Regions from separate parts of the Homo sapiens genome. Here region 2 is linked to region 1. The links are chromatin loops, found by intact Hi-C in ENCODE. Cell type or tissue: pancreas. All regions are shown on one strand. Links, peaks and the distances in the headings refer to the core of each region. The heading gives the core; the rest is flanking DNA.

The links. Peaks named below come from ENCODE experiments on the same cell type or tissue, not always from the same donor. Only the 100,000 strongest peaks of a DNase experiment are listed, where the experiment ranks them.
Region 2: it touches region 1 in a loop (2.0-fold over the local background); 3 of 110 quality-filtered maps call a loop at or near these places.

What each region holds. Positions count from the first base shown.
Region 1 is chr9:33,698,633-33,710,428 of GRCh38, reverse strand. LOC124902143 (a long non-coding RNA gene) reads right to left here and starts at 5,550. Exons shown (of 2, transcript XR_007061463.1): 1 at 5,152-5,550; 2 at 1-3,156. In pancreas, for the core only: no CTCF peak of the experiment used is centred there; no DNase peak of the experiment used is centred there.
Region 2 is chr9:33,649,314-33,661,109 of GRCh38, reverse strand. It overlaps the pseudogene TRBV24OR9-2. Among named protein-coding and RNA genes, the nearest start is that of PTENP1-AS, 22 kb to the left of the region's middle. RefSeq lists silencers at 2,313-2,513, 4,145-4,439, 9,665-9,959. In pancreas, for the core only: no CTCF peak of the experiment used is centred there; no DNase peak of the experiment used is centred there.

The sequences.
Region 1 (11,796 bases), core at 2,177-10,176:
GGAAAAAAAAGGCTGTAAAGGATGTATGGGATTCTGAGCCCAGCCCATCCAATCTCCAGGGATGCACTGGTGTCAACTTCAAGCTACCTTGTCACAGATGCCATTGAGCCAAATCATAAGGCAAAGGAAGTCTAGGTTGCAATGGGGCAGATGAAGCCCAATTTATACTCCCATTCTGGTGGGTCTGTAGTACTTTTCTTAGCTGTTTCTCAGAATTTGTCTACTTTATGTTCCCTGCTGTGTGTCTATAATGATCCTTAAGAAGAATGGACAGTCCCATAGGCGATTAGAGGTGGGAGGGGCTTTAGGGGTTCTTTGGTGCAACCTCCTCATTTGATAGTTGAGGACAGTGAGACCGGTATCTCAGGGTCTGTGACGTTCATGAGCCCTTAAAAGAAGGATGCAGAAAGTGACTACATAGCCCACCAGGAAACCCATGTGAAAGCCACGAGGAAGAGCCTGTTCCCAGAGCCTGGACACACCAGGACGGTGATTTTCCCATGTGCTTTCTGAGAATACCCACCCCTGTGAGCCACAGGCCACACACAGACGAGTGTCCCAACAGCTTCTCTCCAGATTAGGTCATTTCTTCACAGAGCCTTACCAAGATATGCACCTTTAGACCAGCTCAGTTCTAGAAGAAATTTTTTTTTTCTGTTGTAAATATTTTCTAATAATTTTGTTCTCCAAAATACATATTTTAAAATTTGTTGAGTTGGCTTCCTCTGAGGCCTCTCTCTTTGGCTTGTAGATAACCATTTTTTCTCCTATACCTTTTTTCTGGTTTTCCCTCTATGCATGTCTGTGTCCTAACCTGATAAGGACACCAGCCATATTGAATTAGGGCCCACCCTAATGACCTAATTTTAACTTAATTATCCATGTAAAGACCGTGTCTCCAAATATAGTCACATTATGGGGCACTGGGACTTAGGACATCAACATATGAAATGAAGAGGGTAGCATAGCTCAGTCCATAACAATGGAAATAATAAAAGTACTTAGTTTGTTGTGGCAATTAAATGAGTTGCCACGAATAAAGAGGTTAAAAAATTGCCATGCATACAGCTATTCAAAATATTTTCTCTGCTCTGCTTCTATCACAATAGTTTCTTATGTCAGTGCCAGTCTCTGCGTTAAACTACTCACATACTATTTCATTCAACGCTCACTCCACTTCTGAGAGGCTTATATTATTTACTTCATTTTATAGATGTGAAAACTGAGGGCTTAGAGGGCTTAAGTCACTTTCTAAAGCTACTAAGTGCCAGAAACTGTCTGACTGCAAATCCTGCACTCTCAACCATGATGTGTAACTATTTCCATTTCTCTACATGCTTTATGGTAAACGTGATGGTGAATTTACCGTTCAACAATTTGACTTTTCAATTTCTTTTAGGAATTATTTTCCAATCACTCCAGGAAGGAATTATTCCCAAGATGAGTAGTCTCCCTGAGGATTGAAACAGCTGTAATGCTCCCCTGCTGGAACATTCTGATCCTAAACCTATAGAGATGAGGAATTTGTAGAAATGGAACCTGCCAAGAACAGAAACTGGCAGAATCTGTCACAAGAAAAAGGTCCCAATCAGACTCCAAGAGAGGGTTCTTGGATCTTGTGCAAGAAAGAATTTATGAGGAGTCTGAGTAAAGTGAAAGCAAGTTTATTAAGAAAGTAGAGGAATAAGAGAATGGCTACTCCAAAGACAGAGCATCCCTGAGGGCTGCTGGTTGCCTATTATTATGGTTATTTCTTGATCATATGCTAAACAAGGGGTGCATTATTTATGCAGGGTTACATCCTGATGTTGCTATGGTATTTGTGAACTATTATGGCGCTGGTGGGAGTGTAGCAGTGAGGATGACCAGAGGTCACTCTCGTGGCCATATTGGTTTTGGTGGGTTTTGGCTGGTTTCTTTACTGCAAACTGTTTTATCAGCAAGGTTTTAAGGACCTGTATCTTGTGCTAACCTCCTATCTCATCCTGTGACTTAGAATGCCTTAACTGTCTAAGAATGCAGCCCAGTAGGTTTCAGCCTTATTTTACTCAGCTCCTCTTCAGGATGAAGTTGCTCTAGTTCACATGTCTTAGACATTTCCTCCCTCCCTTTTATAAGAGAACCCTTAATCCTAAGGTTGTAGGGGGACAAAGATTCATCTTCTGTAACTTCTTCAGGCTGAATAGGGGAAATGATATTCCTGCCTAACTATTAGGGTCTCTGTGTTCAGGGTAGAGAGGAGCTCAGTCAGAAAGCCTCAGTATGATGAAGGCCATTCAGAACTCTTGAGTCCTGATGAAAGGTGATATCTGAAAGACTAATAAGTATTTAGTTTAAGAAAACATTTAGCAAGCTTAGTCTGCATTCCTACACAAAGAGTAAAACAGCAATATAACAAAATAAGCAAAATTATCCCAAATAAACTAAATTATAAGGCTCTTCATGAACTGGGCAACTACTGGAACCAAGCTGACATGAGGTGGTTAGCCAATTCCAATACATGCCCAGAATTAGAATACTGATCCAGATTTTTACATTACCAAAATGTCTTGTTTTTTCAGAGTAGCAAACAAAGATCACCGGTTGGTTCACAGGAAGAAGCAGGGTTAGCCTAAACTGCAGAAACAAACTTAACAACTGATGAGACTAGAATTTAATAACAAGTGTAACATAGGTCTTGAAACATAATATTCTCTCTCCTGTTTTCCATTTTCACTAAAGATAAGTCATAGTGAGACTAATTTGCTTTATTATACTTGGCCTGATTATTTGTATAAAGTACAGCAAGAATAATTATTTTTCACATAGACTTTTAACACTGGCTTTGATGAAACTTTGTTTCTTAGAAGGAATCTTAGATAAGACTCTTTTTGAGCTGAGCCCTACCATGGGTTTGTACCCTCAAATACCTATGAGTTTAGTAAATTCCTCTCCTCTTGGGGTCCCAAGATAACTTGGGGCTCCTGGACCTGTTAGAAGGTGACATTATTTACTTACCACAGGTCAGAAATCACGTACAGGGACTGTTGTAGCAAAGGTCTGAGGCCATTTCTCCAAGGGGCTTTTATTGACTTGGCAAGTCAAGTTTGATTCCTTAAAGGAGAGTATACCATTCCATCAAAGTCTTCGTAAAATAATCAGTTTCTCCAATTGTGTCTTGTTGCCAAAAATAATAATAATAATAAAGAAAACAAAACAAAACCCAACAGATTCTTATTACACTCATGCAAATAACTATATTGCCATAAATTAAGAATACTCACAACTAGTTTACAAAATCCAGAGAAATCAGGTAAAAAGAAAAAAATATGCTCTCAATTTTGTTCACACAAGTATACTTTACTCAATTGCTAAAAGCTATAATAGCTCAAAAGTTTTCTTGACTCTGAAACACAAAAGATCAGCAACATTTTACACAAAAAGTTAAAAAGGTTACTTTAGACTTTTGCTAGTTTAGTCCATGCAGTTAACTTCTGTTCTGCTTGATATTTATGAACATTTTAGCTCTCCCTGAGTCCTGAAAGGTTTCCCTCTGTTCTGATGTCACAATGTCCAAACTTATCAGAAATCTGCATTTAAAAGCACCAGTAGAGTCCTACAGTTAATTCTAAACCACCTTTTAAAGAGAACCAAAACAAGACCACTTTTGGATGACCAAAAGTCTTAGGACAGCCACAATTAAAGCCAAAATTGACTAGAAAAATGTGGTTGCCTCTGAGACACAATGATTTTAATGAACAATTATTAATAACATACACTAAGTCATATCAGGATTAAAGAATTTTTAAAAATAATTTTGGAACATGTACCAGTAACACATTTATACAAATACAGCCCAAAGAAACCCAAATGCCATTTTGTATTTGATAATGCTTCTTGTATTATTGTAATATTAAATAAGCCAAATGTCACTGTTGCATTTGTGCATTATTGATGTCAAACCCAATTCTTAGTAAAACTTTATAGACAAATGTCTTCAATCCTAATCATATTGACCATAAGGTAAGGTTTTTATAAACCTTTTATAACCCTTTACAAGTTTTTGTTAAAGAGTAGAGTAGTGCTTTTATTCCAATGTTCAGTTTCCAGAAAAACTGAATAATACCCCTTTAATTTTAGCCAATGTTTGCACACAGAATCTCTTTTACAGTTATTTTTTCACAACCCTTCCACAGCTTTCTTGAACAGTCAGCTTCATCCTAACTTGAAACCATCCTTTAATGCTTTAATCTAGGCAAAAATCTAAATTCCCATGACTTTATATTTTTTTAATTAAAAATATTTTTCTTTTTTTTTTTTTTTTTTTGAGACAGAGTCTCGCTCTTTCGCCTAGGCTGCAGTGCAGTGGCGTGATCTCGGCTCACTGCAAGCTCCGCCTCCTGGGTTCACGCCATTCTCCTGCCTCAGCCTCCCAAGTAGCTGGGACTACAGGCACCTGCCACCATGCCCGGCTAATTTTTTTTTTGTATTTTTTTAGTGGAGACAGGGTTTTACCATGTTAGCCAGGATGGTCTCAATCTCCTGACCTTATGATCCACCTGCCTCGGACTCCCAAAGTGCTGGGATTACAGGCGTGAGCCACCGCACCTGGCCATTTCACTTTCTTTACATAATTGCATATAAAACTGTTTCTTCAGTAGTATCAATTACATGTTATAATGTTGACTCTTACCAAGGTTTTTCACCAAAAGTTGCTAAATTTGGGATTTTAATTATGTACTAGGTGTGAAGCCTAGCCTGGGATACACCAGGCAGAAGTGCAGATAAAGGCTGACTCCAGCATAGCTAGGGGGCGTGGCTAACTCCGCAGGTCCCCAGGTCTTATCTAGAATCTAATGGCTTCAAGGTAGGTAAATTGAACAGCTTTCAAAAGTTAAAGAAGCAGTTTATGACCTTCAAGCATTTAGCAATCTTAATATCTGACCTGCCTAATTTAAGCCAAATGTTTACATTTTTGAAGATATTTTTATTTTACTGATAATCTTTAAAACTGTCTTTATTTCTGGAAAATTACTTAAGTCACATGAACTAAAAGGCATTATACTTTTTACTTTTCTGACAAAATATTTGATTTAAGCTCTCATTAAACCCATTAATCAATGCTGTTTTAGAAATAAACATCACACACACATAATACATGTAAATACATACACAGAAGAAGATAAAAAAAATTCATCCCGAGGCAGAAATTGAACCCTGAACACAGGATGCCATTGTGAAAAGAGAAAACATGGCCACATGCTTACAGCTTCAAGTTCCCAAGGACATGCAAGACAAGAAAAAAACTCATCCAGTTTTTCTCAGGAAACTGCAGCAAAGTTTGTAACAGACCAGTTTGCTGTTCTGCCTTGAAAAGCGTCCTAAGCCAGTGTTCTATCATAAGGTACCCCTCTTTATGACAGAATAATACAGAAAAACACACAAAGCACATCAGATTTGCTGCAGCTTAAGTCTAGCATCAAAAATCCTTTCTTCCATTAATCAAAACTTTATAGGAGATAAACAGTGATTTTTTACCATTAATTCAACCAGTTTGCACAGAGAAAGAGAGACAGGGAGAGACAGAAAGAGGAAAGCATTGCCTGAGGCAGGGTGGGGAAGGGGAGGCACTCAGAGAGATCAGAGAAAGACCCACCCATTGCAGTGACACTGAACAGTTCAGGTGGCCGCTTGATAGTTGTGAAGGATCTTTTCCAGCAGTCCCATCAGCTCTCAAGTTTTCCGTTTTAGGGAGAAATAGTTCCCCATGTCCAATGGTCCTGTACCTGCCTAATCCTGTTACCCACAGCTGTCAGCAAGGAGTTCAAGGCAGATTAATCCAAAGAGAATAGCAGTTAACATACCGTTCTTAGCTCAAAGGGACTTTACCCAGAGTGACCTTTCTAAGAGGGGCCACTAACCCCCTAAATCTTAGAAAGGGACTCTAATCCTCCTAAATTGGGCCTCTAACCCAAGGTCATTCAAGTGTCCTTGCCTTTTATTAAGAGGGGCCTTTAACCCACTCTGTCTTAGGAGAGACTCTAACTCCCCTAAGTTGGGCCTCTATCCCAATCCCATTCTTTACCTGAGTAGGTACTCCACCACTTATCCAAAGTTGTCCAATCAGTGCTGCAGTCTATTTCCTTGGGTTGGGGGGAGGTCTCCTTAGTATCATCCCTTCAGGGTTTGCCAGGAAGATGTTACACGACCCCAACACTTACCCAAAGTTATCCTTTGGTTCCGGGGTTTCCTCACTACGGTCTCTTCATAATCACCAGAAAGCTGTTACAGGAAAGGCTTCTTATCCAGACCCCAAAAGAGGATTCTTGAATCTCAAGCAAGAAAGAATTCAAGGGGAGTCCATAGCATAAAGTGAAAGCAAGTTTATTTGGAAAATAAAGGAATAAAAGAATGGCTTCTCTATAGATAGAGTAGCCGTGAGGGCTGCTTGTTGCCTATTTTTACGGTTATATCCTGTTTATATGCTAAACAAAGGATGGATTATTCATGCTTCCCCCTTTTAGACCATATAGGGTAACTTCCTGATGTCACGGCATTGGTAAACTGTCACAGCACTGGTGGGAATGTAGCAGGGAGGATGACCAGAGGTCACTGTTGTGACTATTTTGGTTTCAGTGGGTTTTGGCTGGCTTCTTTCCTGCAACCTGTTTCATCAGCAGGGTCTTTACGACCTGTATCTTGTGCTGACCTCCTATCTCATCCTGTGACTTAGAATGCCTTAACTATCTGGGAATGCAGCCCAGTAGGTTTCAACCTTATTTTACCCAGCTCCTACTTAAGATGGAGTTGCTCTGGTTCATATGTCTCTGACAAATCCACCCTTAAAAGTGGCATCATCTGATTCAAACTCCTGTCTTTGTACTTTTGCCTCTTAGGCTACTTCCCAGCGCGACTTCCTTCATCAGCTGCCTTTTTTCAGCTGCTTCGAAATAGAGCCTTATAATAGTTTTCTCTTACTGCTGTACCGTATTACTGCAAACTTAGTGGCTTAAAAACAACACAAACTTATTATCTTACAATTCTTTTGGTTAGAAGTCCAGGATGGGTCTCATTGGCACTTTGCTCTTTGGAGGCTCTAGGAGAGAATATGTTTTTGTTTTGTTTTTTTTTTTTCTCTTCTAGCTTCTAGAGGCCTCCCATATTCCTTGACTCATGGCCCCTTTCATTATCTTCAGGTGGCAACAGCAGGTAAAGTTCTCACATCACTCTCACCATAGTCACTTCTGAGTACCTATGTGTTTACACTGAGCCCACCTGCATAAGTCAGGATAATCTTCCTGCCTCAAGGTTAGCTAATTAGCACACTAAACTATCTACAAACTTAATTATCTTCTATTATGTATGGTAACATATTTACAGGTTCTGAGGTTTAGGACATAGACAGCTTTTGGAGTCATTATCCTACCTACCAGTAGCCCTTAGACAGAAAAGGAAGGCAAGGGTTGTTAAATTTAAGGAATATACTTTGGAGGAAGAAGGAGAGAAGAGGCAAACCCAGGATCAAATCATTGTAGACATTAATGTTTTTTTTTTTTCTTTAACAGACACATAGTGAACACCTGTTAAATATCAGGTGCTGTTTCAGATCCTGAGAATAGAGGCATAAACATAAAAGTCAGCATCCCTCTTCCTATATTGTGTCTGATCATTCATTAAACATGGATGTCAGGCATAGGAGAAGATTCTAGGGAAGGAATAACGGAAAGGCATGTCATTTGACCACATGGATTTTGTAGGCCCATGGGAAGATCACTATACCAAGAAACATAATTTGGTATTTGCAGAAAGGGAGAATTGTGTAAGGTATGGCGAGTACAGGGGAAAGAGTCTACAATCTTCTTGGGAAAATGGCACATTTCATGTAGTGCTATTGTTTTAAGTTATATTTGAAAGTGCAGAATAAATTTGCAGGTGTGCCGTGTAAGGGAAATACTATGCACAGCATGTTTGGAGATCAGTGTTGCTTAGAGCAAAGTAAGTGGGACTGTGAGTGGTAGGTGTGACTGGATTTCATAGTAGGCTTGTAATCATAGAAACCTTTGTATATGTTACACAATTTTTTTTTACCCATCCATCTCCTTCCTAGACGGATTTAACCCCTCCCCACTTTCCATTACATCCAGGGCTCTCCTGGCCCACAGCAATGTAGGAAAGTAGAAAACGATTTAGCAGATTGAAGAAGACAGAGCTTGTCAGCATACTATACACAGGTGTACTTGCAGAGTTGGTGAACACATAGAGACAAAGGGGTGATTATATTGTGTGTGTTTCAATCAGGCTGGGTATGATCTGGTCATTTGGTTTTCTTCACCTCTTCCTTTGGACATGTCTGGGATTCTGAAGCACTGACCCATTCTTCCTACTCATAAGAAGCAAGTGTTTTAGAATATGAGTGCTATTATTATTCAGGTATGGTAGAGCTAATGGATCAGGAGACAGCTGCCACTGAAAATACAGTTTGTTACTTACAGTTCCCAAGAAGAAGGGGCATGACACACTATGCAGGGCCACACAGGCCCAGTTTTTTTGTTTGTTTGTTTTTCTTGAGATGGAGTCTCGCTTTGTCGCCCAGGCTGGAGTGTAGTGGCATGATCTTGGGTCACTGCAACCTCTGTCTCCCAGATTCAAGCAATTCTCCTGTCTCAGCCTTCCAAGTAGCTGGGATTACAGGTGTGCACCACCATGCCTGGCCAATTTTTGTATTTTTAGTAGAGATTTCTTCATGTTGATCAGCCTGGTCTAGAACTCCTGACCTCAAAGTGATCCACCTGCCTCAGCCTCCTAAAGTGCTGGGATTACAGATGTGAGCCACTGTGCCTGGCCCCAATTTTTTTTTAAGGCCTGAAACAAATTATTTGAAACCCAGTCATACTCTGTCATCTTTGACCCAGTTAAAACTTCTCCCTGTGTGGTTGTCAGCTATATGGTCTGTTTCTCATTCCCCTGACCCAAAACCCAACACACTCCAGAGCTGCTGACCATGATAAAGCCTAATGGCCAATGCTAGAGTCCTGCAAGTAAGTTTCCTCCTTCTGAAACATTTAAAGTAGCTGACCCATAACCCCCATAGGAAAGCCTAAGGAATAGTTCCACCGGCCCTCACCCACCCCCTCTTGCCCTTGCCTGTGCCCTCTCTTCCCTCCTCAACTGGATGAGCTCCGTGCCATCTTCACACTTCTCTTGGGCCTCTCTAACCTCTTTGGGTTCTGTGAGTAATAAATTTCTTCCTTTCATGCATTTTGTTTTCACTTCCTCCACTGTGTCTCACCTGACACTCACACCTGAATCTAACTCCCCCTCCCCTGAGTCAGAGGTCTCCTAGAGAGTGGCTATATTGGTTTATGGCTAGTCTAAAAAGAGAGACCTCATGACCAAGTTAGAAAAAAATCATAGCAATAAGAATCACAACAGTGGGTCAGAAGATAGAAGGAGTGACAGGAAACATTGGCAAGAAACTTTATTGTGGTTTTCACTGAACAAATGAGTGAGGCAGGGTACACAGGCTAAATAGGTTTAGCATTGGCTGGTTTAAATTTTTGAGCAGGCTACAAAGTGTAGGGATTATCTCAAGTTGTTTAGTACCTGGCCCTGTGGTAATTAGGGTAGGAGAATAGGGGCTCAGAGTATGAGAGCCCAATAAAGAAGGTGGGTTGGAGTAGAGGTTTGGATTGGTTGATTTGATATGAAAGGCATGCTCTAGGGAAAGCAGTTTGCTACCCCTAGGAATGAGTTAACCCTGAGAGGGTCAGTCCCTCCAAGATCAGCAAGTCCCCAGATGTCAAAACATCAGAAAATATGGATGTCAAAACATTAGAAAATACAGACAATAAGAAGGCATGATTAATACAGTATGTCCTTCTCAGTACCCAACTGATATGGTTTGGCTCTGTGTCCCCATCTAAATCTTACCTTGAATTATAATCTCTATAATCCACACGTGTCAAGGGTGGCACCAGGTGTAGGTAATTAAATCATGGGAGCAGTTTCCCCCATGCTGTTCTCATGATAATGAGTGAGTCTCACGAGATCTGATGGTTTTACAAGCATCTGGCATTTCCCCTGCTGGCACTCACTCCATCCTGCCACCCTGTGAAGAAGGTGCCTGCCTCTCTTTTGCCTTCCACCATGATTGTAAGTTTTCTGAGGCCTCCCCAGCAATGTGGAACTGTGAACCAATTAACCCTCTTTGCTTTATAAATTACACAGCCTCAGGTATTTCTTCATAGCAGTGTGAGAACAGACCAATACACCAACTGTAATGGTCTTACTGTGGGAGGATATCAAAGTGACTCAAGAAGAAAAATATAGAGCTCTTTGACACCATCGTAGACTCTAGTGTGAACTTGACATTATAATACAGTGCTATTTTTCTAGTAAAGGACTAATTTTCCTTTTTTCAAAATAAGGGATAGTCATAAGTTTTTTTCTTTTTAAAACTTAGATTGTATATATTGTAGACCATGGGGGAGCCAGTGAAGGATGCTGCAGAAAGAGTGATAGAAACAGATTTTTGCAATTTGGAAGATTATACTTGGGTATAATACTAATACTAGATTAGATGAAATGAGGATTAATAAGGAACTAGAGAGATTAATGAGCTCTTTTATATTTATTTGGCAAGCTAGTAAAAAGGGCATAAACATGTCAGTGGTTGCAGTGATTGAGATAGTAAACTAAGATATTTAGGAGTTAGAAATGAAAGTGTTGCATAAAAATTGGATGTCCAGGGCAAAAGAGAGAGAAATGTGGCACAACTCTCAGCGTTCATATATTGTACAAATAAATGACTCCGTCAAGTCAGGAACTCAGAGGAAATGCAGCTTGGGAGGGAAATATGATATGAGTTTTACCTTTAGGTAGAAGTATTCAGTTGGTGTCCTGAATAAATTTAAGTTCAAATTTGGATCAAAATGGAAGGTACAGATCTTGAATTCATTAATCCCTAAGTGGTGATTCTTGTGTTCCCAGTCCCCATCACAGAGTAATGAATAGCAACTACCTCATGGAAAGAGAAAGGACTGCTACCTTCTCAACAATTCTTCTCTCTGAAAGTCCCTTTTCTTTGCTCATTGTCTTATCTTTCTCCATCAATGGAATTAGGTGGCAATTCATTTCTGTCAAGCTCATCAGTATTTGAGGTACCCTGAGTTATCTCTGTTTAATTGTGGAAGGTGAATTAATTCACAAGAGGAGAAACTATTTGCTGTTCTGAGACTTTAATCAGTTTCTGTATCATCCCACATTTCTTCTTCAGGAAGTTTTCACCAACTTGCTGATAATAAAGTCGCAGTAGGTGTTCTCCTGTTAACTGGATTCTAACAGACATTTCTTTTTTGAGGCTTCATCTTGAGGTCGAGCCTAGTTTTCTACGCACTGGAATTTCAAAGGATTATGCTACCTCCCCCCAGATTAATCAACTGATAAGAAAAAGTATTTCCATGGTAAGTTACCTCAAAATTTGTAAGGACAAAGCTAATTATAAATCTCCTTTCATCTGACAACTAAGTTTATTCTCTTCAGAAAAGTGCTCTCCACATTCACTCCATCCTTCCTTTCTACTTCACTGCTCCTTCATTGACAACTGTTCTGGTCTCATCTTTCTTTTATTTGTTAACTCAGGGACTAAAACAATTCTGTTTCTTGTCTTGAATCTCCAGTGTTCTTCCAGTAAGAGCAAATCTATTCCACCTTCTTGCCTTTCCTTCCTAGACCTGGTCTTTGCTCCATTTTAATAAAGATCAATTCATTTTACTTCTGTACTGTATCCTTGATTAAGCAGTAGTAAGAAAATTTGAT
Region 2 (11,796 bases), core at 2,297-10,296, 49 kb after region 1:
TAACAGTTTTGATTTACCAAACCCTGAAATACTCTTGTCCTATCAGTGGCTCCTTTAAGACAAAAGTAACCATTAAAATAATTAATGAGATTTGGCCTTAGACCTTAGTATGAGATCTGGTCTTAATAGTAAGTGCTGAGAACAGCACTTTTTCAGCCCCCTGCTGAAAAAAAAGATATTAGAGGTTTGGGGAGATTCTGACAAATTTTAAAGAAACAGGAAAGCGGAAGGCTCCCAGTTTTTCTCAATGTGAGATGACTTAAGGATGAGTGATGAGTTGATGGAAGTCTTCGGCAGTGACTGGATTTAAATCTATACCTCACAGTAGAAGCAACTAAGAAAGGAAAGAAGAGAAGTTCTCAACCTGGGCTTGGAAGTAGATATGAGAGAGTCTCAGGTCCTAGTCAGATGAAGGGGTACTCGAAGGCAGAGGTAACTGTCTACTCACTCCTTGCTGCCCAGTGCAGGAATAGCTCATGCATAGCTTGCCTTTTATTGATGAAAACACTTTCCCCAAAGACTACCTTTCTGGTTTAGATAGGGAAGTCTCTGGAGAAGGTGCTGGGAATTGCTAAGTGTGAATAATTACAGAGACAGACATTATTATTTATAATCCTTGTATATATCTCTATACATTTTTGTTCTAGTAAAACACCCTTTCTCAATGGAGCCTTCTTGATTCTCAGGACATGGTGGTCCTTCCAGTGTTCATGAAGTTTGCATAGGGAAGAGATACCAAGAAAGACAAGAGATAAAATGCAGTCTTAATATTCAGCCAGGAGGGAAAGATCTGGAACCAGAATGTGGCAATGCTAAATTAAGACTTCATATGATGGCAAAGGACTCACCTGTCTTCAGATGAGGCACAAGGGAGAAAGACTGAGGGTTCTGGTTTCCCAAATAGTGATAAACATCTCCTAGCTCAGGGCTCTGGGACCACATGGAAGTAGGATTACCTCTGAGGTTTCATTTCCCATGCCAAGAATAGCCTGTGTCATCACAGTTCCTGTTTTCACAGAATAGAGTTTGATTCCAGAGAATCACAGACACTGACTATAGGGGATGTGTGTTGAGCTTTTATGCAGTGTCTTATGTCTGAATCCCAGAGCAAGGGCTTTTTATGAGCTTCAGCACCATGTTCTCAACCCAGTGGTCCCTCGGTATTCATGGGGGATTAGTTTAAATCCACTGATGCTTAAATCTCTTATATAAAATGGCATAGTATTTGCATATAACCTAGGCACATCCTCCTGTATACTTTAAATCAACTCTAGATTACTTTTAATAGCTAATACAATGTAAATGCCATGTAAATAGTTGGTATACCTCACTGTTTTAAATTTTGTATTTTTATTGTTGTGTTGTTATTTTGTAATTTTTAAAATATATTTTTCATCTGAGGTTGACTAAATCTGCAAATGAGGACCCCATTGATACAGAGTGCCAACTGTGTACTCTACCAGCATTTGGAAGTTCCAAAGACCCTCAAATACAGCATGCATAATTCATTCCCCTCCTTCCAACTCTGCTTCTTTGCCTCTAATACTAAAACTAGGACTCCAGCCATAAACTTAACTTATTAAATATTCTGATTAGAATATATTATAGACTCACTTCAATATATGAGTATATAAATGTGTGTTAACAATTAAAACAGAAATATTTCATATATTTTCATATGTATACATCCCCCTTTGCATGTCTTCTTTTTCAAAACTCAGATTCCATTAGGAAAACAGCTTTGATTTCCCCGAACATTCTCCCATGTATGTTTGGGATTATGTCACTTCACTCTATTTCTCAATCATGTAGTACCATCAGATATTAATATCAGATAATAATTGCTACATAAGTCTCTATACATTTTTTGTCCAGTAAAACCCCCTCTTTTTCCAGCCTTCTCTTAACCAAACATATTTTCTTTGTTCTAAAGAGACTTGTAGATGGGAGGTGTGGAGGACTTAAATACACATGTACCAGACCTGGATTGCTCCGGTCTGAACTCAGATCACGTAGGACTTTAATCATTGGACAAACGAACCCTTGACAGCAGCTACACCATTAGGATGTCCTGATCCAACATCGAGGTCGTAAACCCTATTGTCGATATGGACTCTAGAATAGGATTGCGCTGTTATCTCTAGGGTAACTTGTTCCGTTGATCAAATTATTGGGTCAATATATGTATAGTAATTCACGTAAACTTGTTTAGTCTTAGCATAGGTTGCTCGGAGGTTAAATTATGCTCCGAGGTCACCTCAACCAAAATTTTTAATGCAGGGACAGTAGTTTAAGGCCTGTGGGCTTATTTGAGCTTTGTTTGCATTAATAAATTAAAGCTCCATAGGGTCTTCTCGTCTTATTTATTCATGTTTGCCTGTTCATGGGCAGGTCAGTTTCACTGGTTGGAAGTAAGAGACAGCTGAACCCTCATGGAGCCATTCATACAAGTCCCTATTTAAGGAACAAGTGATTATGCTACCTTTGCACGCTCAGGGTACTGTGGCTGTTGAACATATGTCACTGGGCAGGCAGCGCCTCTAATACTAATAATGCTAGAGGTGATGTTTTTGGTAAACAGGCAGGGTAAAATTTGCCGAGTTCCCTTTCTTTTTTAACCTTTCCTTAGAGCATGCCTGTGTTGGATTAACAGTATAGGTAATAATAAATTTGTTGGGTTGATTATTAATATTAGGCTGTTAATTGTCAGTGGGTTATTCTGGTCTGATGTAGGCTTGTGCAGTGGAGAATATTTTCATGTTGCTTATATTAATATTATTGCTTCTATAAAGTAATAGATTAGTCCAATGTGGTGTTAGGAGTTCAGTGGTGTGATTAGAATTTAGAGTGGTTGGATGTTGATCTTGAACGCTTTGTTAATTGATGGCTGCTTTTGGGCCGACTATGGGGATAACGTTTTTTACTCTCTACATGAAGGTTGTTTCCTAATGTCTAAAGAGCTGTCCCTCTTTAGACTAACAGTTAAATTTACAGGGGGATTAAGTGGCTCTGTAGGTAAATTTAAAGTTGAACTAAGATTCTATCTTGGACAACCGCTATCACCAGGCTTGGGAGGCGTATCACTGCTGCTCATGAATCTCCCCACTATTTTACTACATAGATGGGTGTGCTCTTTTCGCTGTTCTTGGGTAGCTCGTCTGGTTTTAGGGGCCTTGGCTTTGGTTCTCTATGTAAAGATATTTCTAGTTAATTCATTATGCAGAAGGTATAAGGGTCTATTTTTGCTATTTATGCTTGGTTAACTTTTTCATCTTTACCTTATGGTACTATGTCTATTGCGCCAGGGTAAAATTTCTATCGCCTATACTTTTGTTTGGGTAAATGGTTTGATTAAGGTTATTCAGTAGTACTATTAGTTAAGTTTAGGGCTGGAGTTGGCTCAAGGTGGTCAAATTATGGTGAAATCTTCCGGGTGTAAGCCAGATGCTTTGTGTTAAGCTACACCTTGGTTCATCCAAGTGCACTTTCTAGTACACTTACCATGTTACGACTTGTCTCCTCTATATAAATAAGTAGGGGTTTTAGTTAAACTAATCTCTAAAGTAATATTTGAGGAGGGTGACGGGCATTGTGTGCGTGCTTTATGGCCTCATTCAATTAAGCACTCTGCTCTTAATGTACTGCTAAATCCTCCTTGAGCCCTTAGATTTCATAAGGGTTGTCGTGAGATTTTCTGGGTGTAGAAAATGTAGCCCATTTCTTACCACCGTGGGCTACACATTGACCCAGCATTTTTACGTAGATACTTGTGCTTACTTTGCAGCCTTTGCTAGGGTTTGCTGAAGACAGTGGTATATAGGCTGAGCAAGAGGTGGTGAGGCAAATTGGGTTTTATCCATTATAGAACAGGCTCCTCTAGAGGGATATAAAGCACCGCCAAGTCCTTTGAGTTTTAAGCTATTGCTTGTAGTGTTCTGGTGAATAGTTCTGTTGATTTAACTATTGGAGTTTAGGGCTAAGCGTATTGGGGGGTATATAATCCCAGTTTGGGTCTCAGCTATTGTGTCTTCAGAAGTATTAAAGCCTCCTTCGTAGTTTATTTTATTTCAGCTAGGGTTTTTTACAACCTAGATGACGCTTAGCGTTGTTAAGGATAGATCTAAAACACTCTTTATGCCGAGTTCTATTAGCTCAGGTTAATTGTATGGCCGCGGTGGCTGGCATGAAATTAACCAACCCTGGATATTAGTATAGCTTAGTTAAACTTTTGTTTATTGCTAAAGATCTATCACTGCTGTTTCCCGTGGGGGTGTGGCTGGGCAAAGTGTTTTGAGCTGCATTTGTGCATGCTTGATACTTACTTCTTTTGATCAAGGTGATTTAGAGGGTACTTTCACTGGGATGGGGATGCTTGCATGTGTAATCTTACTAAGAGTTAATAGAAAGGCCAGGACCAAACCTGTCTGTTTACGGGGCTGTATAAGCCCATCTAGACATTTTCAGTGTCTTGCTTTAAATAATTAAGCTACATTAACTGTATATATGTTAAGTGCAAAATTGGAGTATAGAAGAAGATACAAGCAATATTCACAGTTGTAGGGTTCAGGGATTTAAAGTTGAGTTAGCAGGAGTTGGTGGAGTAGATGTTAGTACTGGCGAGTGGTTGGTGTAGTACGAAGTCACAGGTTTTTTGGGGTGTGTAAATTTAGGGTATGGGCTTAGTAATGGATGGGCATGCATATTAGATATAATTGTTGTAAAAGTAGAATTACATTGGTGGGGGCTTAGTTTCTTTAAAAAATTTGCATTAGTTGAGGGGTAGCTGTTGGGGATAACCAAAGCTAAAATACAAATATTTTGGGGTCTGGCAGAGTTGAATTAAGGCTTACTTGTTTTTGGAGTTTGGCAAGGTGTCTTTTTTCCTGGGTTGATGGAGTCAGAGATGGGGGAGGGGGCATTGCAGATTTTTATTTTAAAAGTCCAATAAGGGGAGCGGTTGTGTGTGTTTGTCTATTAATTACTGTTATGTCCTTCAAGTATGAATTAATTAGCACCTTAGGGTGGTTACGCCCAGTTGGAATATTGAATTTAGGCACAGCTAATATAGGTGATTGGTAGGAATCAAAGACAAGTCCGGCTGCAGGTGATGGGGAGGGGACCAGGCCTTCTGTGATGTGATAGCATACCCGAAAACTAAAATACCAAATGCATGGCAGTGCTCCTGTGACTGGTTAATAGGGTGATAGTCACTGGTCCATCGAGATGTCTACTCTTAACTAAAGAATATATAGCCTTGTGAAGAGCCAGTATAAAAAGAAAACCAGCACAAGACAAAGATACCCTCTTTCACCATTCCTATTCAACATAGTAGTGGGAGTCCTGGTCAGGGCAATCAGGCAGAAGGAAGAAATAGACATCCATATAGGAAGAGAGGAAGTCAAACTATCCCTATTTGCAGATCATGGTCCTATATCTAGAAAACCCCATAGTCTCTGCCCTAAAGCTGCTTGATCTGATAAACAACTTCAGCAGTTTTAAAATACAAAATCAACATTAAGAAATTGGCATTCCAATACACTAAAAACATACAAGCTAAGAGCCAAGTCAGGAACATAATTCCATTCATAATTGCCACACACAACAAATATCTAGGAATACAGCTAACCAGAGAAGTGAAAGATCTCTACAACAAGAATTACAAAACACTGCTCAAAGAAATCAGAGACGACACAAACAAATGGAAAAACATTCTATGCACATGGATAGGAAGAAGCAATATCATTAAAATGGCCATACTGCCCAAAGCAATATAGATTCGATGGTATTAGGTTGGTGCAAAAGTAATTGTGGTTTTGGTGAATTTTAAATCATTATAACTAGGCTCAAGCACATCTTTATTAATCAGAATAGGAACCATTACAATCAACACATTTTTTGCCAATGAGAAATAAGTTTGTTTATTCCTGTAGCATAAAAATCTATGCTTTAGAATTCAACGAACTCTTGGAAAGTATTTTCTGCATCTTGTTGGCTGTGGAAGCATTTTCCCTGCAAAAAGTTGACAAGATGCTTGAAGAAGTGGTAGTTGGTTGGTGAGAGGTCAGGTGAATATGGTAGATGAGGCAAAAGTTTGTACCCAATTTATTCAACTTTTGAAGCATTGGTTGTGCAACCTGCGGTGAGGTGTTGTTATGGACAAGAATTGGGCCCTTTCTGTTGACCAATGCCAGGTGCAGACATTGCAATTTTTGGTGCATCTTATCAATTTGCTGAGGATACTTCTCAAGTGTAATGGTTTTTCCGGGATTCAGAAAGCTGTGGTGGATCAGACTGGCAGCAGACCATCAAAGAGTGACCATGACCTTTTTTTGGTGCAAGTTTGGCTTTGGGAAGTGCTTTGGAACTTCTCGGTCCAACCATTGAGATGGTTGTTGGCAGTTGTCATATAAAATCCACTTTTCATTGCATGTCACAATCTGATCAAGAAACGGTTCATTGCATAGAATAAGAGATGACACTTTAAAATGACAATTTAAAAAAAGTTTTGCTCACTTCATGAGGCACCCACTTATCAAGCTTTTTCACCTTACCAATTTGTTTCAAATGCTGAACAACTGTAGAATGGTCAACCTTGAGTTCTTTGACAACTTCTCGCCTAGTTGTAAGAGGATCAGTTTCGATGATTGCTCTCAACTGGTGATTGTCAACTTCTGATGGCCCACCACTATGCTCCTCATCTTCAGGGCTCTTGTCTCCTTTGCAAAACTTCTGGAACCAACACTGCACTGTATGTTCATTAGCAGTTCCTGGGCCAAATGCGTTGCTGATGTTGCGAGTTGTCTCTGCCACTTTACAACCCATTTTGAACTCAAATAAGAAAATCTCTCTAATCTGCTTTTTGTCTAACACCATGTGGATAGTCTAAAATAAATACCAAATAAGTATCAAGTAATAAGTAATTAGCAAAAAGCATAAAGTGAAAACGTGCATTAAAATGATGTATAACATAACCACATTTACTTAAGAATGTATTTCAATACCAAATGGCAAATTTCAACAATGCAAAAACTGCAAATACATTTGCATTAACCTAATATTCCTATCAAACTCCTAACGATGTTTTTCACAGAATTAGAAAAAACAATATTTTACAATTCATATGGAACCAAAAAAGAGCCCGAATAGTCAAGGCAATTCTAAGCAAAACGAACAAAGCTAGAGGCATCATGTTACCCAACTTTAACCTATACTGCAAGGGTACAGTAACTAAAACAGCATGGTACTGTACAAAAACAGATATAGACCAATGGAACAGAATACAGAGCCAGGAAATAATGCCACATACCTACAGCCATCTGGTCTTTGACAAAGCTGACAAGAACAAGCAACGGGGAAAGAACTCTTTATTCAACACATGGTGCTGGGGATAACTGGCTTGCCATATGCAAAAGATTGAACTGGATCCCTTCCTTATATCATATACAAAAATCAACTCAAGATGGATTAAAGACTTAAATATAAACCTAAAGCTATAAAGCCCCTGGAAGATAACCTAGGAAATATTATATCATCCTAGTCATATGACTTCGCAAAGATTTCATGATGAAGATACCAAAAGCAATTTCAACAAAATCAAAAATTGACAAATGAGACCGAATTAAAGAGCTTCTGCACAGCAAACGAAACTATCAACAGAGTAAATGGATGATCTACAGAATGGGAGAAAATATTTGCAGACTGTGTATGCATCAAAGGTCTAATATCCAGAATCTATAAGGAACTTAAACTTACAAGCAGAAAACAGATAACTCCATGAAAAAGTGGGCAAAGGGCATTAACAGACACTTTTCAGCAAAAGGTGTACATGTGATCAACACGCATATGAAAAATGCTCAACATCACTAATCATTAGAGAAATGCAAATCAAAACTACAATGAGATACCATCTCACACCAGTCAGAATGGTTATTATCAAAAGTCAAAAAATAACAGATCCTTACGAGGCTGCTGAGAAAAGGGATTGCTTCTATGCTGCTGGTGAGAGTGTAAATTAGTTCAGCCATCATGGAAAGCAGTATGGTGATTCCTCAAAGAACTTAAAACAGAACTTCCATTTGACCCAGCAATCCCATTATTGTGTATATACCCAAAAGAATAGAACTCATTCTGTCATAAAGACACATGCACACAGATGTTCATTGCAGCACTACTCACAATAGCAAAGACATGGAATCAACCTAAAGGTTCATCCAACAGTAAGCTGGATGAAGAAAATATAGTACATATACATCATGGAATACTATGCAACCATAAAATAATGCGATCATCATCACAGTTTGCACATAACTGTTTAACAAACCTGTACATGTCCCCATGAACCTAAAATAAAAGCTAAAGAAAAGAAATATGAAGGAACATAACAACTATGATAACTTTGAAATGCATAAACTATCACACACAAGAGAAAAGCTGAGTCTTTGTCTACAGAAGTTGTAAAAACTGTTATAGATAATCTTTGACCTGAGAATTAAAGGATGTGTGAGGATTAGCCAGGCACTCAAGATTTATTTCAAATAATAGATGTTGGTGAGGCTGCAGAGGAAAGGGAACACTTATACACTGTTGGTGGGAATGCAAACCAGTTCAGCCACTGTGTAAAGCAGTTTGGAGATTTCTCAAAGAACTTAAAATGGAGCTACCATTTGACTCAGCAGTCCCACTACTGGGTATATACCCAAAGGGAAATCATTTATTCTATCATAAAGACACATGTACCCATTATGTTCATTGCAGCACTATTCACAATAGCAAGGACATTGAATCAACCTAAGCACCCATCAACAGTGAATTGGATAAAGAAAATGTGGTACATATACACCATGGAATACCATGCAGCCGTAAAAAAAAAAACAAAAAAAAAACAACCAAAATCATTCCCTTTATGTAACATGGATGGAGCTGGAGGACATTATCTTAAGCAATTAATGCAAGAACAGAAAATCAAATACTATGTTCTTACTTTTAAGTGGGAGCTAAACATGGAATACGCATGATTGTAAAGATAGAAACCATAGACACTGGGGCTCACTAGACAGGGGAAGGAGGGAGCAGGGCATGGGCTGAACAACCACCTGTTGGATTCTATGCTTATGGCCTGGGTGATCGGATCGTTGGGACCTGAAGTCTCAGCTTCACGCAATTTACCCATGTAACAAACCTGCACAACATGTGCCCTTTAATCTGTAATAAAAGTTGAAATTAAAAAATTAGTTTTGACAAAAAAGGAATAGAGAAGCTCATTTCAGATGAAGGAAAGAGCTTTGGCAAAAGTACACCTGTGCAATTCAGCGTGGTATATTCAGGGAAATATAAAAAGTTCAATTGAACTAGAGTCTAAAGTGCTGGAGTGAATTCGGCCAATTTGGCCAGATGTTTAGTTTGAGAACTATTTCTGAAGGGCTTTGTGTATTGTGTAAGGAACATCGTACATGGTCATGCTGGTGGCAATGTGAGAAATAGGGTAAGGGAAAGAGGTAAGAAGCTAGTAAGCCAGGGAGAGGGCATTGCATTTATTTCTAGGCAATGGATGATGAGGGTCTGCACTGAGGTAGAAGCAATGAGGAGGGAGAGGGGTAGCTGAATCAGACAAATATGTGTGCATTAGAAACTGTGATGCTGACATCTCTCTGTGAATGGCCTTGTTCTAAAGAGACACTTCCTCCCCATTAAATTCATGAGTGCTTCTCAGAGCAACTCATACAATGACATGGTTACAAGGAAAGTGGGAATAAGACCTGCCATCTCACCTTGGGATGGCGCTAAAGGACCATCCAGACTCAGAGCTCCCTGTGGGGTCAGTGAAGGACTTTGTTGAGGATACAGCACAGCCCAACTTCTCCCTCTGCCCCATTTCTCTCTGCCCACGTGGACTGCAAGGGCAGTTTCCACAAACATTCCCGCACACTAATTTCCCTCTCAAAATCTGCTTTTGGAGAACACAAACCATGACAATGTGGGATATAGAAGTAATAGATTTAGAAACTGATTTAATATGAGGCATAGCAAAAATGAGGAACCTAGAATGGCTGTTCCAATCACTGAGATAGAAATACAGTGTGTGGCCAAAATGGGCAAGTGCAAGGATGGAGAGACAGTTCATTTCAGGGGTAAACTGAGTTTGAATTGCCTGTGGAGCATCCAGCTGGAAGTGTCCAGTAGATAGTTGAATTTGCCAGGCAGGAACCTGTGAAAGAAGTTGTCATGACAATGAATGGGAAGGTTGAGGAAAAATATGTATACTGAGGAAAAAGGAGGGCAGAAGGAAAAATCCTGGGGTAATCTATCAGAAATGTCCAGGAGACAATTAATTGGGATAGTTAATAGCTTATGAGGAAAGAATTATTGCTGATAAGACTTGACGAGGTGTGCATAGAAAGCAGGAAACAAAACTCTGGAGAAACCTGCTTTTTAAATAGAAAGCAGATGAGAAAGAATCCCTAAGCGTAACATTCTTTTCACATGAGAACAGGTAGAAAAGGGAACAAGTTGGATTCTTTCTTTCTGAACAGTCACCAAGTCCCATGGATTCTTTTGCTGAAATAATTGAGGCTTGTGGGACAAGAAGACAAAACCCATGAGGACGACATCAACTTGACTCTCAGGAAGACTTTTACATCAAGCTCTGGCAGTCCTTGATCAATGTGCCTGGGCCTCCCTGGCTCCTAAAAGAACTCCCACGGCAGGGGAACCAGGGAATTATTCCAGTGCCTGGAAAGAAAACAGGCACCTCCAAGCTCCTAGCTTTGACCTCATACTGGGGACAGGGAATTTTATTTTTTGAAATTCAGTACATCCAGATAATATTGCAAGTCTGTCTGCATCTGCACGTTAAAATGAATCTCAGCAGAGATGAAAGTGTGGGGTAGTAGATGAAAAATTACTTTTGTAAATCAGTCTCTGATACTTGAACTTTAGCTTCTGAGTCAGATTTAATGATAATTAAATTTACTTACAGTGAAGTTTTAGAAAACAAGCTAGTTATTTTGTTTTTAGTAGAAAGGCAATCAAATATAGAGCTAAATGGTGGAGCTGAGCTTGGAAGAACTGGGGCAGAGAAAGGTTAGACAGGATAAAAGAGTTGTCTGTGGGAACAGAACAAAGTGTGGGATATTGCAAAGCAGGTGGAGATAATGGCAAAGAGACTATAAAAACTACGTTGTATTGAGCTTATAAGAAATGCTCTTGTTGAAAATCATGAGCTTCTGTCAAATGCTCAAGTTCATTCTCCTGAAAGGTCACCATTGGGCTAGCTCCCTAGGAAGAATAAAATAGGGGAGATTGATTCTGTGGTTTCAGATTCATCACATGGCTTGAGGACATTGATCCAAAGTGGCCCTTAGCTCACACTACCTAAAACCACTGAAAGCTCTAAACACCCCACATCCCACAAACCACATCCAGGTACCCTTCAGAGCAAACAACTCACCCATGTGTCTGTCTTTCTGTGTAGAGAGCAGGTGGCCAAGAAGCACTGTGGAAATCACTGGTGGCACTGAAGTAACCTAGAAGCTGTCTGGTTGGGGGTGGCAGGCTCTAGGGACAGGGAGAATTTAGCCTGTTCCTGTCAAGAGACACTGTATCCATCAGAGATCTCTCTTTTGTTTATATATTTTGACATCAAAGGAGCAATAGATCAACCGTAGCCCCAGTCCTGGGTCTTGTCGATACCAGTACATTCCATCATGACCCTTAGTCTGAGAACATGCCAGCATAATCCTCTTTCCTGTCTTTGTGATCCTATTCCTTGGGGTCTGGATAACATCAGCATCCATGGAC